Linked DNA regions of Homo sapiens: region 1 is linked to region 2. Evidence: chromatin loops called from intact Hi-C (ENCODE). Cell type or tissue: mammary epithelial cell. All regions are shown on one strand. Each heading gives the region's core, and the rest is flanking DNA. Links, peaks and the distances in the headings are about the cores only. Region 1 has its middle 74 kb from the start of CPO. Region 2 has its middle 49 kb from the start of MIR2355.

The links. A loop is a pair of places that touch in the nucleus more often than their neighbours do. Peaks named below come from ENCODE experiments on the same cell type or tissue, not always from the same donor. Only the 100,000 strongest peaks of a DNase experiment are listed, where the experiment ranks them.
Region 1: a loop joins it to region 2, with 2.1 times the contacts of the local background. A loop is called at or near these places in 2 of 110 quality-filtered maps.

The regions. Positions count from the first base shown.
Region 1 is chr2:207,007,463-207,019,664 of GRCh38, forward strand. No RefSeq gene overlaps it. Among named protein-coding and RNA genes, the nearest start is that of CPO, 74 kb to the left of the region's middle. RefSeq lists a silencer at 703-997. In mammary epithelial cell, for the core only: no CTCF peak of the experiment used is centred there; DNase peaks (open chromatin) are centred at 5,189 and 7,169; H3K27ac peaks cover 904 bases.
Region 2 is chr2:207,055,398-207,067,599 of GRCh38, forward strand. No RefSeq gene overlaps it. Among named protein-coding and RNA genes, the nearest start is that of MIR2355, 49 kb to the right of the region's middle. In mammary epithelial cell, for the core only: no CTCF peak of the experiment used is centred there; a DNase peak (open chromatin) is centred at 5,984; H3K27ac peaks cover 388 bases.

The sequences.
Region 1 (12,202 bases), core at 1,335-9,334, 49 kb before region 2:
GATAAAAGACGATGAGTTCAGTTGTGTACAGATTGAGTTTAAGTGCCTAAGGGAAACCCAAAAGGAGAGGTCAAATAGGCAGCTGGTCATATTATCCAGATCCACTAAATCCTTATTAGGTTGTTACAAAAGTAATTGCAGTTTTTGCCATTAAAAGTAATACTTTCTGCTTTGCAGTAGAAACTTGGGTTGGTCCCCACATATCGTTTTTAAGTCTCATGTATAAAAATGAATTTAATCCTTCTGACTCCCTTCAACAAAATATTCCAAGGCCAATGACAAATTTTTGACTTGCTTTGCATTTTGAAAATAATTATCTCCAAAGTTTAGATCAGGCTCTATTATGAGCTATCATGGTAGAAGTAAAAAGCATCTGAGTTTTGGAATCAGGCTGACCTTGATTCCAATCCTTGCTCTGCCATTTAGAAGCCAGTTGATCTTGGATAAGTTTATTTATGCATCCTGGCCTCAATCTCTTCTTCAGCAAAAGGGGATTAGGAATCCTATCTTGCAGTAGTGTTATGAAATACTGTGTGGGAAAGAACCTAGCATACAATAAATGCTTAATACATATCCATGTATTTGTAGCCTTCCTTTCAGAGGATGAAGGGTTGATTTACAAGCAAAACAGTATTAGGCAAAATTGTAAAGTATGAAAAAATGCTAGACCATTTTCTTCCCCATGCCTCTTCAAAGTCCAAGACTTTCTTTCCTCTTTTCATCATCAAAAATCAGCTCTCAGGAGAGGATGTGACATCAGTCCTTTGCCTCTCATTGTTAAGTTTACATCATCCCCTCCTTCATGTGCCTGGGGGGACTTCACATTCCAGGCCTTCTATGCAACAATAGAAAGAATGGCTTTGTTTCTGGTTAAAGGCTCAGTGTGCTGGTTAGAAGGAGGCTGTGCCTGGCAGGGTCCCTTCCTGGAACTCCTGAAATCCTCCCTATGAAAGTAGCTAATTCTCTTCTGTGCCTCCAAGTTAGTAGCTTAAAGCAAAAGAAAACACTATTTCACCATATCTAGTATATACTTGTCCCCAATTAGCCATCTGAAGCTTCTCTCTCTACCCTCCCCATCATCTACCCACCTCCCTGGCTGTGTGGTTTTATTTTGGATTTCAATTATTTTGTTATTAGTAGTAGTAATTCTCCATAAGAGACAAATAGGGGGAAGGGGAGTATTTGTCTATTATTTATTGCTGTTTAGGCTAAATGTCTGCAGGTTAATTAAATAGAAAAGTGTCCCCCCCGGGAATGTAGTAGGTCCCTAGTGGTCCAATAAGGTAATAAAACCATGGTGAAACTGAAAGCATTATTGCATGCTGCTTTATTCTCATCAGCAAAGACTTCCAAATACAAATGTAGTCAATTATTGGGTGATTCAGAACAGGAATTTTTGGAATTTAATTATGAAAGTGGTCTGTGTGGGCACTGCAGTCACTGATGGGCAAATGACTGGGAGCTGTCCAAGGGCCAGTGACCTGATGTCTTGACTAAGCACATTCACCCAGAAAGGGATGGTTGAACAAAGAATTCTGCTCTGGCTTTATCAAAGAAATTGTCTACCACTACAACAACCTCTCTTCAGTGTGTGTGTGTGTGTGTGTGTGTGTGTGTGTGTGTGTGTGTGTGTGTACCACCTCATTTTCTTTGTTCCTTCAGCCTCCCTCCATTAATTTGCTAAGTCCTCCTAAGGATCTTAAATTCCTCCAAACAATAGGACAGATATCTTCAGCATCTGAGCAACAATGAAATCAATAAAGACTTTGGAGGGGAGCAAGAAGAATGGTGTGTAGTAATGGCAATTATTCACTGAAAGCAATCTAACCCATTCTTAATTTAATTTGGAGTGCCATTATTTCAGGATTCCAAATGCTAAGGTCATTTTAATCATGCAGATCTCATGTCTTATCGAGTTGTGGCAGAGAATTACTCTTTTTTGTGACCCTGAGTTAGCAAGGACATACTGGGCAAACAGCCAAGGTGCAATACGCTCAATAATAATAATAATCTATACCTAAAGTTAGAGTGATGGTTATTAGCCATTGGCTATTCTGATAGGAGGAGTGTCACCTTTTCAGACCCTCTAGCTGGGTGACTTAGCACTTTCTTTAGTGAATGAAAAGCATCATCACATCAACTATCTTTCTTTCATGGGAGGAAAGAAGGCATAACACACATACTATAGAGAAAAGGTATAAAGTAACAAAATTTTTTATATGTAAAAGAGAAGTAGGTATAGGGGGAGGGGTTTGGGGGAGAAAAGGAAAATAATCTGACCTTGGAAAGAAGGGGAAAAAAACCTCTTTCCTGGGGGGTTTTCTTAGAGTGTAGGAAGAACCAGAGATTTATTTTGAACCCATTTCCTCGTCACAAAAAGAAAAAGAACTTGGAGATCTACTTCCTGTAAAAGAGCAAACAGATATTAAGTCCCAGGTCATTTTAGTCTGTAAGCAAGGTTTGTGTTCTCTTTTCTAATAGCTGTTGTTTGTTGAATTCAAATTGTATACAGGAAAGTTCGCAAGTCCTTTGCATATATTAACATTATTTAATTTTCACTGCAAAACCTGCAATATATATTTTCTTCATTTTATAGATGGGAAAAGTGAACCTTTAAGAGGAAATGTGTAATTTGTCCACAACTAGCAAGAGACAGAGCTGGAATTTTTCATTTAGAATTCCAAGCCTCCCACTTTTTATTCTGCGTCACCAGGATTTTTTCAACTTGCAGAGGTATTTTGTTGTTGCTGCTGTTTGTCTTAATGAAGAATTCAAATATGGCCTTCCAAAATATTTTTTTCTTGAGTTAAATAGGTTTCAAAGCTCTCAAAAAAGTACTGAAATATCTAATCATGTATTATCTCCTTTTCAGAGTGCTCTAAATAAGTTTGATTTTAAAGGCACAATTAGTTAAAATAGGCCTAAAAAGTTGGCGTGCACTTGATTTGGAAGCTAAGATTGGCACCCATGGTCTTAGCAATTAGCTATCATGAGAAAGTAGATGCTGAACCAGAGGACACTTGATGTGTCCTATCTTGGGCCAGCTTGTGCTAGAAGATTCTATGAATGGGTTGAAACCAGTTTGCTCTGTGATGTTGAAAGCCACTTACCTTCCCTGTGCCTCACTAGATAGTGATATTAGTAGAAATTTTGATCACTATCTCATTCTGCAAAAAGCTGCCAGGACTAATAAAATAATACTAGCAAAATACTATTTGGTATAAAGATATAAGTGAATTATTTTTCACTATTTGGTATAAAGATATAAGTGTTTTTTTTTTCTTAAACACAACTCCAAAACATTAATCCCTCTAATTCACCTTCTAGGGAATAAAGTCACAAGCTAGTCAATAATTCAAACTCCCCAGTAAAATGAGAAAGTATTATTGACCCTGAAGAGCACAAAGGTTAATTTATTTGCAAAAATCACCTCCTGCCTCCTGCTGTGGGTGGAACGAAAATATGTCAAGACTCATGAGAAAGCAATCACCTCCTTCTCCCTATAGCTCGACATTTCTGTTTGTTTTGTGTGTGTATTGGTAGGGGACCTAGGTCTCAGGAAGACATGTTGGAGAGATGTTTGAGTATGCTTGCTACATATCTAAAAATTTGTATGTTCTAACTTTGTCCATGAAGCCATAGGGATCAAGAGGAATATTGGCAAATGTAGATGACAGCCAAGCACATTTTGCCGGCCAGGCAGATTTTTTGCAAGCCCCTTTATTTATTTATTTTTTAATGATTTGCAAGCCGGTAAATTGAATTACTCAGTTTTGATTATAAAATAGGTTAGTAGGGAAGCCCAGAAGGTCCACTTGTTCACCATTACAACTACTATCTTTTCTCTCTACCTGATACTGTTCTTCAGAGAAATCACTTCTACTTTTTTTTTTTTTTTTTTTTAGACAGAGTCTCACTCTGTCAGCCAGGCTGGAGTGCAGTGGCATGATCTTGGCTCACTGCAACCTCTGCCTCCTGGGCTCAAGTGATTCTCCTGCCTCAGCCTCCTGAGTAGCTGGGATTACAAGCATGTGCCACCATGCCCGGCTAATTTTTGTATTTTTAGTAGAGACGGGGTTTCACCATGTTGGCCAGGCTGGTCTCAAACTCCTGACCTCAGGTAATCTGCCCACCTCAGCCTCCCAAAGTGCTGGGATTATAGGCGTGAGCCACCACGCCCGACCATCACTCCTATTTTTAATCTAATCTACAAAAACTATGCATTTCTTCAAATTAGTCCCAATAATTTGAATAAGAGAACACTAATTTTAAGTCATGACTTGTTGACATTTGACTTTTAAACTTAGTCATGAGCTCATTAAGAGGCTTTTTGATTTAAAATACCCTTACTTTGGCCAGGTGCAGTGGCTCACACCTGTAATCCCAGCACTTTGGGAGGCCAAGGCTAGTGGATCACTTGAGGTCAGGAGTTTGAGACCAGCCTGGCCAATATGATGAAAGCTCATCTCTACTAAAAATACAAAAATTAGCTGGGTGTCATGGCAGGCACCTGTAATCCCAACTACTCAGGAGGTTGAGGCAAAAGAATTCCTTGAACCTGGGAGGCAGAGGTTGCAGTGAGCTGAGATTGCACAACTGCCCTCCAGCCTAGGCAACAGAATGAGACTCTGTCACAAAAATAAATAAAAATAAAATAAGTAAAATAAAATACTCCCGCTTTAAAATGCATTTGGGAATGATGTATAGTGGATAATTGTTCTTTTATTATTATTATACAGAATCCATCCTCCCTTCTTTCCGCAACAGAAACCCAATTCCCTTTAGGGGACATGTATCTTCCACAAGGTGTGTAGTCTGAGTAGGATTATAAATGAAGGCTCCTCCCCATCCCCTTGATAAGTGGTGGAAGTGTAACACCCAACAGGCTCTCCTTGCCCCCTGTCTAGGCAGGGCCAATTTATCAAGACAGGGGAATTTCAGTAGAGAATTGCAACTCATACAGAGCCAGGTGTATGGGAGACCAGAGTTTTATTATTGCTCAAATCGATCTCCCCCAAAACTTGGGGATCAGGGTTTTAAGGACAATTTGGTGCATAAGGGGTTGGAAAATGGGGAGTACTGATTAATTGGGTCAGAGATGAAATTATAGGGAGTGGAAGCTGTCTTTTGCACTGAGTCATTTCCTGGGTAGGGTTCACAAGACCAGATGAGCTAGTTTATTGTTCTGCATGGTACCAGCTGAACCATGGAGTACAGGATCTGCAAAATATCTCAAGCACTGATCTTAGATTTTACAATAGTGATGTTATCCCCAGGAGCAATCTAGAGAGGTTCAGAATTTTGCAGCCTCCAGCTGCATGACTCCTAAACCATATTTTCTAATCTTGTAGCTAACTTGTTAGTCCTGTAAAAGCAATCTAGTCTCCAGGCAGGAAGGGGGTTTGTTTTGGGAAAGGGCTGTTATTGTCTTTGTTTCAAAGTTAAACTATAAACTAATTTCCTCCCATAGTTAGTTCAGTCTATGCCCAGGAATGAACAAGGACAACTTGGAGGTTAGAAGCAAGGTGGAGTCAGTTATGTCAGAAGTCTTTCACTGTCATAATTTTCTCAGTTATAATTTTTGCAAAGGCAGTTTTATAAACCTCACTATGTCAAAGGAGCCTCCATCCTATATATCTTGAGAGTGGCACTTGCCCATCTTAGCACCAGAGCCTGGTGAGATAGTTAGGTAAATCTTGAAACTGGGCTTTTTTTTTTTTTTTTTTTTTTTTTTTTGAGACAAAGTTTTGCTCTTGTTGCCCAGGCTGGAGTGCAATGGCGCGATTTCAGCTCACCACAAACTCAGCCTTCCGGGTTCAAGCGATTCTCCTGCCTCAGCCTCCCAGGTAGCTGGGATTACAGGCATGCACCACCATGCCCGGCTAATTTTTTGTATTTTTAGTAGAGACGGGGTTTCTCCCTGTTGGTCATTCTGGTCTCGAACTCCCCATCTCAGGTGATTCACCAGCCTTGGCCTCCCAAAGTGCTGGGATTACAGGCTTGAGCCACCTCACCTGGCCAAAACTGGGAATTCTAAAACAATTTGCTTCCTTTATTTTCCTCAGTCAGTCCTATTCCTCAGTTTTCCCTTTAATTCCGTGAGTCCTCCTAAATCATACTTCTCTCCATCCTTTATAAATTCTCATTTCATGTAAGTTAACCATAATCCATTCCTTTTGCTTGCAAACAAGTATGCTGCTACACTGTCTTTCTGAAAATACTACAATTAGCTGGAAGCAATGATGTGAAAATCAAAGCCTAACTGGACCAGGGATGTGGATGACTTGTCTTAAACAGCTCAGGCTTTGATCTTATTTCTCCTCTGTATTGTTTTAAAAGCATCTGTGGGAGGAAAAAGAAATATAATGAAATCTCTCAATTAACTACCAAGTCTCTTGAAGAAGAAGTCAAAACTTAAGCTTCTCTAGTATTTGCCTTTTTGAATTCTGTACCCTGAATGGAAAGTCTTGGTATCCAAGCCAATTCTGATACAAAAAATAAACAATATAAATCAGTTAACTGAAAAATAAGACTAGGTCAGATTTCCATCTGACTTTTTTTTTTTTGGAGACTGAGTCTCACTGGCTCTGTCACGCCCAGGCAGGAGTGCAGTGGTGCAATCTTGGCTCACTGCAACCTCCGCCTCCTGGGTTCAAGCAATTCTCCTGTAGTCCCTGAGTAGCTAGGACTACAGGCGCCCACCACCACACTCAGCTAATTTTCGTATTTTCAGTAGAGACGGGGTTTCACCATGTTGGCCAGGCTAGTCTTGAACTCCTGACCTCAGGTGATCCACCCACCTCAGCCTCCCAAAATGCTGGGATCACAGGTGTGAGCCACTGAGCACAGCCTCCATCTGACATTTTTTATCAGCATCCCTTCAAAAGGCAACATCAGGAAATTGTGAATTAAATAAATTTTGAATCCTGTTTCAGATCATGCCAATTCCTTAGCTTTGCAGATTCCAAAATCTGCTTTCAAATTAGATATTTCATTAGCTTTAATGTATCTTCTAACCTGATGCAGACTCTGAGTTGCATTTTGTAATTTGGGTTCATTCATAATTTACTCTTCAGGAAATTATTATATGAGTATAACAGCTGGAGATGATCGTCCTCCCTCTTCTGTTCTGAGCATTGAAGTAATAACAGCAAGTTAGCACAAGTTTCTTTGGCTGCTGACATAATGAGCTACTTAAGTAACATTATGGTTGAAACCACATGAAGGGAAAGACAAGAAAGAGAACTAATATTTATTGAACACATACTATTCGCCAAGCATTATGTAGGAATTTATTATTACCATTTTTAAGAGAAGAAAACTGAGGTTTGAAGATGCTAAATAATCTTTTTTGTTTAATATACGCTTATTGGAGATTTACCATGTGTCAGGAACTGTGCTAGGCCCTGGAGATACAAAGGTGACTGCTGTAGTAGTAAATGGCAGATCCGTGAATCAAACCTAGGTCCACCTGTCCCTGAAGCCTAGGCCATAACTGATATATCTCCCATGGCACATCCCCTAGGTCAGGATCTCCTCTCCTGATATGAAAGTGAGACCAAGAGCCAGAAAAGAGCCTGTTTCTCCAATGTTTTGGCATCAAGACAATAGATTCTTGAAATTTTTATAATTAGAACCACTTCTAAGTACAGTGAAGAAATTTCATAATTCTCAATCTTATGATTTTAGTTTTCCCAAGGTTCCTTTAAACTTTAGAACAAGTATTATTACTCTCAATTTACACACGGGGAAGAAAAAAGCTTAATGAGATTAAATTACTTAATAAGGGTCCTGGAATTAAAATAAGAAATGATCATCTGGGCTTGACAGTCTGGGCAAGATAGTGAGTTAACACATTATTGGCTACCCCCACTCTACTACAACTTAACCTTGGAGATGCTACAGGAGAGGTCAGAAGGTGGAAGGAATACAGAGCCTTAATTATTTACCGTTAACTGCAAGTAGCCCTTGGGGAGACCAAAAGTAGTTAAGAAGAACAGCCTTGGAAGGAAGAAGGTCAGAAACCAAAGAAAAGGAAAGAACTCAAGGATGGCTTGCTTTCTTCCACATTATCTTGGGGGCATATTTCTGTCCATCTACTGCTGCCTCAAGGCAGGTCAGTGCCAGTCTGAGGTGGCCCTACCTAAGGGCAATAATGGAGCTCAGTAGATTATTGGGACTGGGAAACAAAACATCCAAAGTTAGATACATGTTATAGTTCAAAATATCAGGAACCCAATGGGTAGATTAAATAGCAAGTGAATGAACATAGCTAAAGTAAAAATTAGTAAGCTAGAACATTATATACAAGGGGTCCCCTAACAGGAACTAGAAAGGGTAAGAGTTGGAAGAAAAAAGGTAAAAATTAAGTAATATAGAAGATAGAAATAGAAGTAACAGACTCCATCAATTATGAGTCACAAAAGGAGAGAAATCAGTTTCCAGATGAACAGAAGAAAGAATTTTTAAATGTAATGGTGATGAATTTCCCATAATTGAATAAAAAATATATATCCTTTGTACCCTTTGTTCTGTGCTACTGCCGTATGTGTTCCACAAAAAACAGTCAACTAAGAAAGAAAAAGACGTGTGATTCAGGAAACAGGGATTCCATCATGGGAGAGAGGCCAAGGAAATTCTTTAGTTAATGGGGGGAAGAGATCCTGGAATGATTGTCATGTGGCAGACCTAGGGAGCAACCAGTCCATGTTAGAGGAAAAGGTCAGAGGCTCTGAGAGAAATGCTTTCAAGACAATAAATTCTTAGACTATTTGATATTTAAATGTATTGTGAAGAGACATGCTGGTGACAGAAATTTTAGGGATGAATTGGTATTCGGTGTCTACAAAACTAAGCAAGTAGAAAAGCAAAAACAATTATGAATGCCAACAAAAACAAAAAATTATACAAGAAAGAAAATATATGCTGATAATACATTAAATGCTTGCTTTTGAATAATTTCTGTTATATATACATTGAGCTCCAAAACAGAAAAATGGAAAGCCAATTGCGTGCATTTCTTAGGGCTGCTCTAACAAAGTACCACACACCAGGTGGCTTAAGAAGAGAAATTTATTGTCTCACAGTTCTGGAGGCTAGAGGTCCAAAAACAAGGCGTTGGCAGGATTGGTTCTTTCTGAAGACTGTGAGGAAGGATCTGTTCCAGGTCTCTCTCTCCGCTTGTAGATGACCATCTTTATGTTCACATGGTGTTCTCTCTGTCTTCAAGTCTAAATTTCCCCTTTTTGTAAGAACACCAGTCATACTGGATTAGGGTCCTCACTTTATCTCAATTATCTCTGTAAATATCCTACCACTAAATAAGGTAACATTCTGAGGTACTGAGGGTTAAGAAGGTAACATGAATTTTGGAGAGACATAATTCAACCCACAACACTGCCCAATTCATTTCATGAGGCCAGTATATCCTTAATATCAAAATTGAATAACAATTTAATTGAGAAGAGATGTCATCAAGATGGCTGGCTAGAAGCACTCAGCACTCACCTCCTCCAGGAAGAACAATTAGAACAACAAACAGGCAATCACATGTTCAATAGAGTGTCTGGGGGAGAACACTGGAATTCAGCAAAAAAGTGATGAAGACCCTTTGAGGCACAGAGACTCAGGATGGCAGCATAGAGAGGAAAGCAAAGCACCAGCTCAGATTGACTCAGAGCCAAGAGAGACTCACACTGTGAGGGAAAAGGTAAGTGGAAGATCCCTGCCATCCACATTTCCACCACAGTTACCTGTGTCAGGCCTCTGAGCCCAAGCTAAGCCATCATATCCACTGTGACCTGCACATACACATCCAGATGGCCAGTTCCTGCCTTAACTGATGACATTCCACCACAAAAGAAGTGAAAATGGCCTGTTCCTGCCTTAACTGATGACACTGTCTTGTGAAATTCCTTCTCTGGCTCATCCTGGCTCAAAAGCTCCCCTACTGAGCACCCTGTGACCCCCACTCTGCCCGCCAGAGAACAACCCCCCGTTGACTGTAATTTTCCTTTATCTACCCAAATCTTATAAAACGGCCCCACCCCTATCTCCCTTCACTGACTCTCTTTTCGGACTCAGCCCACCTGCACCCAGGTGAAATAAACAACCATGTTGCTCACACAAAGCCTGTTTGGTGGTCTCTTCACACGGACGCGCATGAAATTTGGTGCTGTGACTCAGATCAGGGGACCTCCCTTGGGAGATCAATCCCCTGTCCTCCTGCTCTTTGCCGTGTGAAAAAGATCCACCTACGACCTCAGGTCCTCAGACCCACCAGCCCAAGGAACATCTCACCAATTTTAAATCGGGTAAACAGCCTCTTCTTACTCTCTTCTCCAACCTCTCTCACTATCCCTCAACCACTTTCTCCTTTCCACTCTTCAATCTCTCCCTTCTCTTAATTTCAATTCTTTTCATTTTCTGGTAGAGACAAATGAGACACATTTTATCCATGGACCCAAAACTCCGGCGCCGGTCACAGACTGGGAAGGCAGCCTTCCCTTGGTGTTTAGTCATTGCAGGGACACCTCTCTGATTATTCACCCACGTTTCAGAGGTGTCAGACCATGCAGGGACACCTGCCTTGGTCCTTCACCCTTAGCGGCAAGTCCTGCTTTTCTGGGGGAGGGGCAAGTACCCCAATCCCTTCTCTCCGTGTCTCTACCCCTTCTCTGCTTTTCTGGGGGAGAGGCAAGAACCCCTCAACCCCTTCTCCTTCACCCTTAGTGGCAAGTCCCACTTTTCTGGGGGAGGGGCAGGTACCCCAACCTCGTATGTCTGTGCCCCATCCCTTATTTCTGTGCTCCGACCTCTTATATCTCTGTGCCCCGATCCCTTACTTCTGCACCCCAACCTCTTATATCTCTGCACCCTGACCCCTTATCTCCATGCCCCGATCTCATATCTCTGTGCCCCAACCCCTTTCCCACTTTTCTGGAGGGTAAGAACCCCCGAACTGCTTCCCTCCGTGTCTCTACTCTCCCTTTTCTTTAAACTTGCCTCCTTCACTATAGGCAACCTTCCACCCTCCATTCCTCTTTCTTCTCCCTTAGCCTCTGTTCTTAAGAACATAAAACCTCTTCAACTCTCACCTGACCTAAAACCTAAATGCCTTATTTTCTTCTACAATGCCGTTTGACCCCAATACAAACTAGACAGTGGTTCTAAATGGCCAGAAAACGGCACTTCCAATTTCTCCATCCTACAAGACCTAAATAATTTTTGTTGAAAAATAGGCAAATGGTCTGAGGTGCCTGATGTCCAGGCACTCTTTTACACATCAGTCCCTCCCTAGTCTCTGTTCCCAATGCAACTAGTCAAAAATCTTCCTTCTTTCCCTCCTACCTGTCCCCTCAGTCCCAACCCCAAGCGTCACTGAGTCTTTCTAATCTTCCTTTTCTACAGACCCATTTGACCTCTCCCCTCCTTGCCAGGCCAAGCTAGGTCCCAATTCTTCCTCAGCCTCCGCTCCTCCACCCTATAATCTTTTTATCACCTCCCCTCCTCACACCCGGTCCGGTTTACAGTTTCATTCCATGAGTAGCCCTCCCCCACCTGCCCAGCAATTTCCTCTTAAAAAGGTAGCTGAAGCTAAAGGCATAGTCAAGGTTAATGCTCCTTTTTCTTTATCAGACCTCTCCCAAATCAGTGAGCGTTTAGGCTCTTTCATCAAATATGAAAAACCCAGCCCAGTTCATGGCTCATTCAGCAGCAACCCTGAGACGCTTTACAGCCCTAGACCCTAAAAGGTCAAAAGGCCGTCTTATTCTCAATATACGTTTTATTACCCAATCTGCTCCCAACATTAAATAAAACTCCAAAAATTAAATTCCGGCCCTCAAACCCCACATCAGGACTTAATTAACCTCACCTTCAAGGTGTACAATAATAGAGCAGAGGCAGCCAAGTAGCAACATATTTCTGAGTTGCAATTCTTTGCCTCCACTGTGAGACAAACCCCAGCCACATCTCCAGCACACAAGAACTCCAAACGCCTGAACCGCAGCTGCCAGGGGTTCCTCCAGAACCTCCTCCCCCAGGAGGAGGCACTTGCTACAAGTGCCGGAAATCTGGCCACTGGGCCGAGGAATGCCCGCAGCCCGGGATTCCTCCTAAGCCATGTCCCATCTGTGTGGGACCCCACTGGAAATCAGACTGTTCAACTCACCTGGCAGCCACTCCCAGAGTCCCTGGATCT
Region 2 (12,202 bases), core at 2,050-10,049:
GACACTGGTACAGCTGTGCCTCTGGTGCTCCAGGAAAAGACTGAGCATTTGTTGACATGCCGCAGACTCCTGCGGGACGGTACAGGACACAGATGCTGCTTATAAAGGGATTGACCATGTGTCATCTTTGTGCTTCCAGAGGGTCACGGCACATTAGCACTGGGCTTGGTGCCTCTCAGAGGGTAGGGCATTCTAACTCCAGATTTCATTCAAATTCTGGACTTCATGTCTGCGCATTTGACGCTAAATAATATCCTGTCTTATGAAATTGATGAACTTGTCTTCCATTGTTCTATAACTTTATATATGAGTGTATCTCATCTCCCCCATTGGACTGTAGGTTCCCAGGACAGAATTGTTAAGCTGCCCATCTTTGTGTTTCTACAACCTAGTACACAGTGTGGGTTCAGGGATTTCAGATAAAATAAACAAGATTTCAGGAAAGTAGCCTAAAACCTAACTTCTAGTTCCTGGTGCTATTAAGTCACATCCAAATATTCATGATCTTTGTTTAGGCTTTCTTGCTAACTGTCAGAAAGATAATGAGTAATAATGTAGATCATCACATACACCCCTGTTGTTAAAGGTAGCTCTGTACAAGTAAACAGATCTGGGCTTTGTCGATTATTAGGGAATCATCTACAGACATCATCATGTCAAATTCCTGAAGTCTCTTGAATATAAGAAATGCCAAGACAAAAGACAAGAATAATATTGAGTGACAAATGAGGTGTATAGCTTTGGACTTTTCTTATTTGAGGTCCAGGTTAGGCATAAGTGGGTATTAATAGTATGACAATTGCTGAGAGCCTGAGGAACTATGTACTCTGATACAAAACTGGTCGGAATGCAAACCAGTATCATCTGGTGTAAACAAGATTTACATACTTATTTAATTCATCGACTCTTTTACATTTTTTAGCAAAGGAAAGTTATAATTCATTGTAATTTTTTCAACTTTTAAGTTCAGAGGTACATGTGCCAGTTTGTCATATAGGTGAACTCATGTCATGGGGCTGTCCTTTGCAGGCACATGGATGGAGCTGGAGGCTGTTATCCTTAGCAAACTAACTAAGGAACAGAAAAGCAAATACCGCAGGCTCTCACTTATAAGTGGGAGCTAAATGATGAGAACACATGGACACATAGCGGGGAACAACACACACTGGGACCTATTAGAGGGTGGAGGGTGGGAAGAGGGAGAGGATCAGGAAAAATAACTCATGGGTACTAGGCTTAATTCCTGGGTGATGAAATAATCTGTACAATTCTTTTAATTAATTAATTAATTTTAAATGGACAAAATTTGTATATATCTATCTTGTACAACATGTTGTTTTGAAATGTGTATACATTGTAGAATGGCTACAGTGAGCGAATTAACATGCAATCCATCAATTCTACTTCTAGGAATTCAGACTGAGGAAGTTAACCTAACAAGTGTGCAAAGATATACATTAAGGAAATTCATGAAAATATTGGAAACAACACTAATGTGCAATCCTGGGGAATTGTTAAGTAATTTACGATATGGCCATACAATGCAATATTATGCAGCTGTCAAAAAGGTGAAGGTAGGTTTTTAATACTGTCTTTCATCATTTATAAGATGCTTTTTTATTCTTTTAGCATCTCTGAAATAAGGATGTGTCTTATAGTCAAAGGAATCTGCCACTTATAATCAGCAGCAATTTTTTTCCTTCTTAATGGGCACATAATCTTACAATTACATGTATTTTTGATTCAATGAAGTATGGCGTATTGATGTGAAATATGGCCACTGCACATGAAGTTAAAAAAGAATCCTATACAACAGTCCATAGATAATATCACATTTATGTTAGTATATATGTTGATTTCTGGAAACAGATGCATCAAATTTTTGATTGTGATTGTCTCTGGGTAGGGTTATAAGAGCTCTAACTTTTTCTGTATTTTTTTTCTAAACAATTTACAACACTCATGTATTATCAGCTAAAATAAAGGTATTTTTAAATAAGTGACTTGCTTTGTCTTTTTCTTTCCACCCACTGCGAGGCTGTTACTCGAAGTAAGAAAAATTCCAGGACTGACTGACCATAAAAGAGTCAGGAGAGCAAAGTGTTGCCTTTCTCACCTCCGACCATCGTCAGCAATGTGGTCACAGCCTCAAGTCTATGGTTCTTGGCTTCCAATTCCCAAACTCAGACGTCTTTTTGTGAAGTACATTTGTATAGCTGAGCACCTGGATGACCTATTTCAAGTTTAGCCCAGCAGGATTTATGCCACGTTGTCTTAAGATGAGGGCAAGGGGACATGTTAGGGAACCCTGCTTGGTGAGGGAACAGAGAGGAAAGAGACAAAGTAATTGAGGAGAGAAGCTACCTGTTCTGATAATGGAAGAATAAGGGATGGAGAATAATGATAAGGCATTCTGAAGCTAAGTTTGATATTTATCTTCTTCTAACCCAACAACCTCATGTGTTTGGAAAGGTGTGGCTGTCAGGATAATACTACCTCCACCAGGACTGCAGTGTTGAACACTAAATGCTCACAAGGAGAATTCAGAATGTGAGAGTGATCATTTAAAAGTACTAGGGCTTTTTTTTTAAAGCATTTAATTATATTACATTATTTAAACAACCATAATTAGATGATAACCATAGTCATTTAAATGTATTTAATGTGTGATTTTTAAATTCCTAAGCATTGTGCTAAGTATAATGTTATTATCAATTAAATTAGCATTCTTACCACTTTTGCTCTCAGTAACTTTTCAGCCTTCCACTGCTATTATCTGAAATTTTATAGTAGCATCTTATCTGTAAAGGATCAGTGTGGTTATCCCGTCTGTTCCATTAATAATTTTTTAATTAAATGAGATGACAGCTGTCCCTCCTCCATGTCCTCACTACCTTGTCACTATCGTTCTTTCCAAAGCAATTTTTTTTTCTGGTCTTCCTCATTTTTGCTCCTTTTTTCCCCCATAGATAAGTTTAGCTCCTGGTGTCTTTCACAAATGAATCTGGAATTTCTTCTCTGATCCTCATGCCACCTACCCCAATCTGTTTTCTCTCTGTCTTCTTGATTTCAGTACTGTATTCATTTCTTCCTTTCAGAAGATTTTCTTACTTCTCTCCATCTCTCGTCTTTAGTCCTTTCAATTGTCTTGGGGTTCCTTTCTTCTGAGTTCCCACTTTTTCCCCAAACACTTCAATCATGTTGCCTTCCATTTCTGTCTATTTTAAAAAATTAGATTGCACCTTAGGTTCTAAATACTCAGTTTAGGAACACAATTCTTATATAAAGAAACAAAATTAGTGCCAGCTTCATCATGGAAGCCCCGGTGACCTCACAACTGACAGCATCATATAAACAACCCCCGTGGCAGCCATTCGTTTATCTATTCAATTCCAAATATTTTTTCTCTAGTGATCTTTCTTGATGAGAAATGAAGGATATTCACTTTGGAACAAGTAATCGACTTGATACCCAAATATAACTCCCGGGAGAATGTGTTTCTTAAATAGTTCATCTTCCAGGATGACCTTTTACTTACGATTGTGTTGCCATTGTTTTGAAGTCTTCCCTCTTGTTGATAAATAAATAAGATATCAAATTTTAAAAAAAGTCTAGTGTTATATTAAACTTGAGAGTTTAAAAGAAAGCGACTCAGGATTCAACCCTTATTCTATCCAAATTGGCTTATCTATTTCTAAACTGTGCATGTAGAGGCATAGATAGAACTAGAAAAGATTTTACTGGGTTCTTGTTTTACGGATAAGGACCCAAGAAAGTAGAGCATTTGGACTTGCACTCTTCAATACAATAGCCATTAGCCATACCTGGGAATTTAAGTTTAAATTAAGTAAAATTTAAAAAGAAAAAGTAATATTTATTAGTCACACTAGCCATATTTCAAGTTCTCAGTATCTACAATGGCTAGTGGCTGCCCTATTGGACAGTGCAGACATACAATGTTTCCATTTTAGCAGAATGGTCTTTTGGACAGTGCTGGTTTGGGCCATATAAGGCTGAGATTCAAGAACCTGGGACTCCCTAGCTGGGCATGGTGGTGGGCGCCTGTAGTCCCAGCTACTCAGGAAGCTGAAGCAGGAGAATCTCTTGAGCCCAGGAGGTGGAGGTAGCAGTAAGCTGAGATTGCACCACTGCACTCCAGCTTGGGTGACACAGAGACCCCGTCTCAAAAAAAAAAAAAAAAAAAAGAATCTGGGACTCCTGTAAGCTAAAGACCCCAGTGCCCTATAAGGAAATATATTTTATAATGTTTCCTTACAGTATAGGAACCTGAGAGGTCACATACACAGGGAAAGTGAATTACATATAATTTCGTACAGTTGACTGCTCATGAAAAGTTGCTTTTCAGCTTACAAAGCATTTTAACATCTATCATCCTATTTGAAGCCCACAAGAGCCCTGCATAATAGGAAGAACAAGTGTTCAGCATCTTCATTTCACAGACGAGGAAATAGTGGCTCAGGGAAATTAGGACTTGTCCAAAGCCATGTTTCTTTTAAACTAAGACATGAACCCAAATCTTCTGCTCTAAATCCCTTGATGTTTTTATCTTGTCAAAATGCACTGAGAGAATGGGTGTTACCAAAAAAAAAAAAAAAAAAAAAGACCACGTATATTAAGAACATTCTAGAAGCCAGGTGCTTTGCCAGGTATTTTATATGTGTTATCGTATGTAATCCAGCCTGAGCTTTAGTCTTTTTTTTTTTTAAATTATTATTATACTTTAAGTTTTAGGGTACGGAGCTTTAGTCTTAAACGTCCAACTGCCTACTTCACTTCCCGCTTTGAAAATCTAATAAGTTCTCAAACTTACAGAGTCTAAGGTAGGATCGCAGATAGCCTAGACAAGAGATGGTAGCTCAGATGGAAGTGATTTTAGTAGAGGTGGAGAAAAATTAAGATGCTTAGGTTATATTTTAGAGAGCAGGTTCGCCGAGTTTGCTGATGGCGGGGAGAGGGAAGTGAGGAACCAAGAGGGACTCAAGTTTTTCACATAATCACTTTGGTGGATGCTGATGCTCTTTACTGAGACAGAGTGTTTGCTTAAAAATGTAAATCAGATAAGGCTGCTCCTCTGTTTAAATCCCTCGGTGGCTCCTTATTGCTCTTAGAGCAATCCCTCACCTTGCCCTATAAGGCACTCCATTATTTGGCCACTCTCCAGCCTCTCTTCCACCAAGTATACATTTGTTCTGTTTGCTCAGTCCCCAGCGGACTCCTCTCTGTCCTCCAGCTCTGCACTCCTGTCTCCTCCCTGGGCTTTGCTTTTGCTTCCTCTGCCCAGAAAACTCTACCCTTGATGCTCACTCTCCTCTCCTCAGATCTCAGTTCAGGTGTCACCTCCTTGGGGAAGCCTTTTCTGATCGTTCTGTCTCAAGTGCTCCCATGCTCACTGTCAAGTCTGCATTACCCTCTTTATTTCCTTTGCAGCACTGCATCACAATTTTAATTAACTTGTTCACAGATTTTTTTCCTTATTTATTGTCTAGGAACCCTGTCACCTCTGCTTTCTGAAATATATGCCCTTTAACTTTGAACAGTGCATATTAGCCTAGTAGATGCCCAATAAATATTTACCTAATGAATATTTATTCAACAAATAAACAACACTGAGACTAAGTACCATTATTATTTCCATATTACAGCTAAGGAGACAGAGGCCTAGATAATAATTTGCCAATTGCTTCACATTTAGTAGGTGGTACAGCCAAAAATTGATCCCAAGTGTATCTGACTCTTGCTTTTAATCAAAGATCTATACTGTGACCTTATTTTGTAAAAAAATTCCTTGTGTTTGTTCATCAAACATTTATTGAGCACTTATAATGTACCAGGCACAGCAGACCACACTGGACAAATTCTAGCTCTTCAAAAATGTGATACATTCCCTTTCTTCATGTGGCTTCCAAAGCAAGCAGGCAATCCTTTTGTAAGGTGAAAAAATTATCATCCATTCATTTTACACATTATGTGACTCATTTAAACCTGCACGTACTTGTTATAACAAAAGAATCTTAGGAATAAGCTAGTTCTTGAAATGGCATTTTTGTCTCCCTTCCTTCCCACTCCAGATGACAAGAATCCCTTCTTTTAGATGATTTTCTCTAATGGATGTTTTAGAAGATTTTTTAAATAGCTGACCAAAGTAAAATATATACAACTTATTTGGGGACCATCCAAGTGGTTTTTCATAACAGACCGAATTATTAGTGACACAGATGTGATCCCTTAAATTGGCATTAAAGGAAAACCTGGAGGAGGGAGCTGAAAGAAGTGAGTTGTATATTAAAAACCTGGGTTCAGAAGGGCACAGTGGCTCACGCCTGTAATCCCAACACTTTGGGAGGCCAAGGCAGGCACATCACGAGGTGAGGAGTTCAAGACCAGCCTGGCCAATATGGTGAAACCCCATTTCTACTAAAAATACAAAAATTAGCTGGGCATGGTGGAGTGTGCCTGTAGTCCCAGCTACTCGAGAGGCTGAGGCAGAAGAATTGCTTGAACTTGGGAGACAGAGGCTGCAGTGAGCCGATATCGCACCACTGCACTCCAGCCTGGGCAACAGAGCGAGACTCCATCTCAAAAACAAAACAAAAAACCTGGGTTCTAGTTCCAGTTCTAACACTAAACTAATGACAGCCAAGTCACAACCTTTTAAAAATTTCTTTTCTCATCAATGAAATGAAAAAAAAAAAAAAGAGTGCTTACTACCTACATCATAGGGAATCAGGAATTCCACATCATAAGACAAAATTGTGTGAAACTAATGAATTCATAAAAATGCTCTGAAAAGCCAATGGTTCCATGAAACATGTTTCTGTTATTTTAGGACCTCGTTTGCTCCTTAAAGGATGGGGAAAGTGGATGGGTCACAGGTACAAAGGGATAGAGAGCTCTGTTTTCTTTCCCAGCCTTATTCTTTCACTCATTCATGCTGGGATTCCATGCCTCTGAGCTTCCAGACACACAGTTTCTTCTGCCCGCCATGCCCTTTCCTCACTGATGATTTTCTTGTTCTATTTCAAGACTCAGGTTGAACCTCACTTTCCCTATACAGCCTCCCTGACTCCTCCCTCTAAGCAGAGTAATTGTTCCTTTTTCTGTGTTTTTTGAATATTGTGATCTACTTCTCAAATCTAGCTTATGTTAACATTATAGTGTCATCTGTTTATAGATCACTAGATTGGGAGCTTCAGGAGGGTAGGGACTGTCCAGTGTTCATGGGATTGTCTTCCTCACCTCCACCTTCCAGTAACAGCTCCTGTTCACCTACACCCATGTGGTTATCATAGGGTCCACCATCCTAGTCCAGTGTGACCCCACACCTTGCCCCTGCTGATGGGTTGGAGGTAGGCACCTGACAGAAGCAGAGAATCCCACCCCACAGGGCAGAGTTATCTGGTGAGCTCCTGGTCCAGGGCTAATCAGTGGCTTTCCTCGGGAATTCTGGAATTGGAACTGAGAAAAGGAATTCAGTCTCTCTGGTTTTGAAGCAAGAAATTTCAGAGCAATTGGTAGCCCTGTTTTCTGACAATAAGGGCAAAATCAATGGAAGTCTTTAGAAATAGAAGAATGAAATAAATGAACTGAGGGGAACAGAGCTCAGATGGAGGGTCCTGAGCTCTTGAACCCCCCATTCTAGAAGTCATGTTTCACTGCTAGGGTTTGCACAAAGACACCCTAGTATCCCTATAATAAATTATACCCTAGAGTCCTTATAATGAACTCCCCATTGTGCATAGACCACTTCGAGTTTTTGTCACCACCAAAAATAAATAAGTAAACATAAATGTTCAGTTCTAACTAATAGAATTTGCCTTGTGCATCTTTGGAATCCCTAGCGTTTGGCACAATCTTTAGCTCATTGTCTACTCACTAGTTAAATTAGTAAATTAATTAATCCTAATCCCAATTCCTGTGTCATACAGTTTTTACAATACTAAACAGAAATGCCTGACCTTATAAGTGACCAAACACAAAAATGTAGTTGTGTTTTTAGCTTTAAAAATGGACTTAAAAATATATTTCAACTTACCCTCTGAAAAAACCTTCAGGATATTTATAACTCAATTATAAATATAAGCATCTATTAAGTGAACCGAATATTTGGACATCCCATTACAGTAGGGTAAAAATTGCTTAATGAAATGCTGGTAGCACACAGTGGGTGAGAAAGAGAATGGACAGGAGAGTGATGTTTTGACCTTAGCCTTATAGCTTAGGACTGCTGGGACTGAACCTCCCTGGGCTTCAGTTTCCTCACTCAAAAAACAAAGAACAGATAAGATAGGGAGTTGGGCTTAGAGAAAATCTACCCTCCTGACCTCACAGATTTATTATGACTCTTAAATGAGGTAAGATGTTAAAGATCTTGGAGAGCTGTAACATAACAACCAAAATGGGTATAGCTTTCACTATTAATAGTTCACCATTATTGTCCTAGCTTTGCTAGTAATTACTTTGATAAATTGTTTTCTCTTTATTTTATGCCTGTTAGAGCTGTTATTAAAAATCTAAATAACCAAGTCAAATCAACCCAATCAGCTTTACTATTATAGTACTAGAAGTACTACCACCCGTGATTGGTTTGTGACAACCAATATAAAGGTCCCCTTAGAGAGAGATGGGGGACGGGTGGAAGAATGGCTCAGAATATTCTGCTGAAACACTCTTCGGTACCTTTCCCTTTTCTCTCAGCTTCTCTCTCTTTTCTTCAACTCTCACTGAGTGCTATTTCCCAAGACAGAAGTCTTTTATTATAATAATAGTATGTTAGACTTTCCTGATATTTTATTTTGAAGGAAATCCAAGTCATTGAACAAGCAAGTGTTGTCTCCTTTAAACGGCTGAAGAAACTGGCCCAGGGAGGCGATGCCCCCGGAAAGTCACACGGCTGGTGAGTGACAGAACCGAGGGGAAAGAGCTGAATCTTCTGCTCAGACCATCTAGAATACATGAACAATGCCATTGTTCTCTCTATACCAAAATAACTGAGGCAGGGAGGCCTAAATGGTCTTTGTTGCTGTTGGGAAGGAAAGGGGACAGAAATGAGCGGGCGCTTAATCACTGCGCCGCTGGCCCAATTTCCTCACCCTTCTTCCTCCCAGTGCTCTCCAAGAATTGCAGGAAATCAGACCTCTAATATGGAAAAACTAACACTTAGCAAAGAAAATGGCAAACATTCCCACCGGGGTTCTGTTTTCTGAGAGTGCATTGATTAGCTTTTCAAGGATGAAGTCTCCGGACAAAGAGCAGGATGGAACCTGGGAAACACCTGCCCCAGGCTCGCTGAGGATCCCCCTGTTAAGGGGCATCTTGGCTCTGTGTGGAGTGGGGGACACGGCACTTGGGGGGCTGCAGAAGAGGAAGGGAAAGAGAGAGGCCAAGTGCCACAAATGGAGATCCCCACCATTGTCTTTCTTGTCCTGAACCCCAAAGCTGAGGCCACAGTCCAAGCTTCGGGCTGAGCGTGAGCAGTGTGCGCATTTCTCCAAGAACCATGATTACCTTCAGATCCAGAAACACCCCGCCCCCGCCCCAGAATGATGAGAATTTCTGTTAGTAAAGATAATGACAGCCAGCACTTATCAAGCATGTTACATGTGCCAGGCCTGACTTCCCTCATTGTCCATGAATCAAATCGTGTAATTCTTAAAATCATCTCCAGGAGCTAATTAATACAGCTTGGATGGAAAACATGGCGGATAATTCATAATTAGTGTCTGGTTGTGCTTCACCATGTTTTTACATTTATCTTGCAATATAGGGCTTCTGATGTTTTTGGAAGTTATTCTAAACCAGAAGAGGAAGTCCTGTTGGAAAGATCTGACACAGAAGGATATGGAAAAGAGGCCCAGTGTCTCTCTCCAGCCATGTCCATGTTTCTCTGCAGCAGTTAGGGTGTTAGGGTTTCCAAGGGCTTCCCCAGGAGACTGAAGTCTGCAGTCACTTAGGGCAAGAAAAAGAGAAGCCACATGTCATCAGTTTTGTAGGAGAAAGCAGCATTAAATGTAAAACGAAGGCTTACCCCGGAGATACTACAATGTAGATGATAAAGATTTTCCTTCATGTGCTCAATTGTGCATTCTGTGGAAGATTGTATCTGTTGTCATTTGTGTACTCAGAGCCTAGCACAGAGATTGCCAGCATGTAAAACAGTCCTAATAAATATTTGTTGAATGAATGAAAAGAACGATGGAAAAGATAAACAGTTCTCTGGGACCATTCAAATTATTTTGCTGTTCTATAATTTTTATGTCAAATATTTCTGGAAATTATATTATCACAGAATTTATGAATAGAACTTTAAAATTCAGTTAATCCATTCTTTTTATGTTTTAGGAAAGAAAGAATGGGGCCCAGAAAGGCTAAGCAATGTGCCTCAGGTCACAAAGCTCACCAGAGGCACAGCTAGAGCTAGGACAATGCTTCCTGACTCCTCATCCACCATCATTTCTGCCTGTACACCATGTTGCCTCACACCTGGCAATAAGAAAACTCATCTTTGTCCTCACTGTAATGGAATAATGTGGGGTTTTTTCTTCATTATGCAGCTTTCCTCTTGATTTTCCTCTTAGTTCTCCTCTTGATTCTCTCTTGATTCACTGTCTTGAAAAGTGCTCTGAATTTTTTTACCCCTTAAGACTTTTGCAAGAAGATGCAGCAGAAGTATGGATGAGGAACAATTGGTAGTTCTGGAAAAGTGAGTGGGTCAATGCAAGAGTTGGCGTACACTGTAAATTATAAACACACAAAATAGAACTATTTGCAAGGCTGTGTTGAATATTCTGAGGGAGTTGACCCCAAAATAAATAGGAAGCCTCTTGCATTGCACTGAGGAAGCACACCTGAGCTGCCCATCTTTTCCTTCTTGCCTATGGTTCAGCCTTGGTTCTGGAAGGATAAACACATGTGCCTTGGCCTTGTCCCAGAGCAACAGCCAATTCAGCCACCTGGGAGCCTGGCCAATTAAATTCTTTCTCATGGGAAATTGGAATGGGGACCCAGAGACCGTGTCAGTGGGGAGCCAGGTAACAGGTTCTGTAGAGCCTGGGACTAAGGAAGTTTAGAGGCAGCTATGATAGAAGTGACATTAGGCCATATGCAATGGGTGAGGAGGCAAGGAAGTTCGTTTGTGGAAGGAAGAGAAAATATATAAAGAAAAGGAGAAATGAAATGAGAGAGAGGGAGAGGCCTGATAACTCTCAAATTCCCACAGCGATGATTTTTCCAACAGGGTTTCATCTAATCCCTCTACATCTTTTTTATTAATCTTTTTACCTTGATACAATTGTAGTACATTTTTGTTCTTTGCAAGGAGATGTTGACGTCTGAGTTGGAGCAGCCAATAGAGCAGAGGATACATTTTGCTTTTAAAGTGAACTGCTGCTGGAAAAGGAATGCAATTTTGAGAATGAGGATAGAAGAGAATAGAGCTGGCAGAAACAGGAAAGGGGACCCAAGAAGAACGAGGCATGGAGAATGCCACAGCAATGAGCCTGGGGAGGCTGAGGGGTGTGGGTGAATTGGCTGTCTTCCAGACACCCCGTTGACTTGGTGCCCAACCATTCACATTTTCTGTCCCCAAGAGCCAATCAGCTGCTCATCAGCACAGCACAGGGAAAGCATCAAAGGGATTTAATAATGGTTGGCAAATGTCAAATTACATTGAATCTAAACCAAATTCCAGACATTTAGGGCTGTGCAGTCATTAACAATCAATTAGTGCACTTGCTTTTCAGTCAAAGCATTTTTAATACCCTCTCCTTTCCATGACAAGGAGACACATGCTTCGCCTCCTTCTCCCCTCAGCAGCTGAGCAATGGATCCCTCCTCTAGCTTAGTCAGTAAAGGAACAATTTAGTTGCTGTTCTCATTGTGGTTTTCTCTCCTTGTTTGCACTTTCAGGAGTGGAAGGAAATGTTAAGTGGCATTTATACAGCCCATCCTGCAAATGTGGGCTAAGGAAGGAGAAATTGGTCATTTTTCTCTTTCTTAGGAATCATGAAATAATAAAAGTAAAGATGATGTAGAGAATCATCCAAAACCTTTTCTCTAGTCGGAATCATGAGACCATGGACTCTGGTACTCAGAGGAATGATGTATACCAACTATACAGGGAGGATGTTACGTGAACTCATTTCACCTCTAATAGCCCATGTTCTGATGCAGCAGGATTACATTC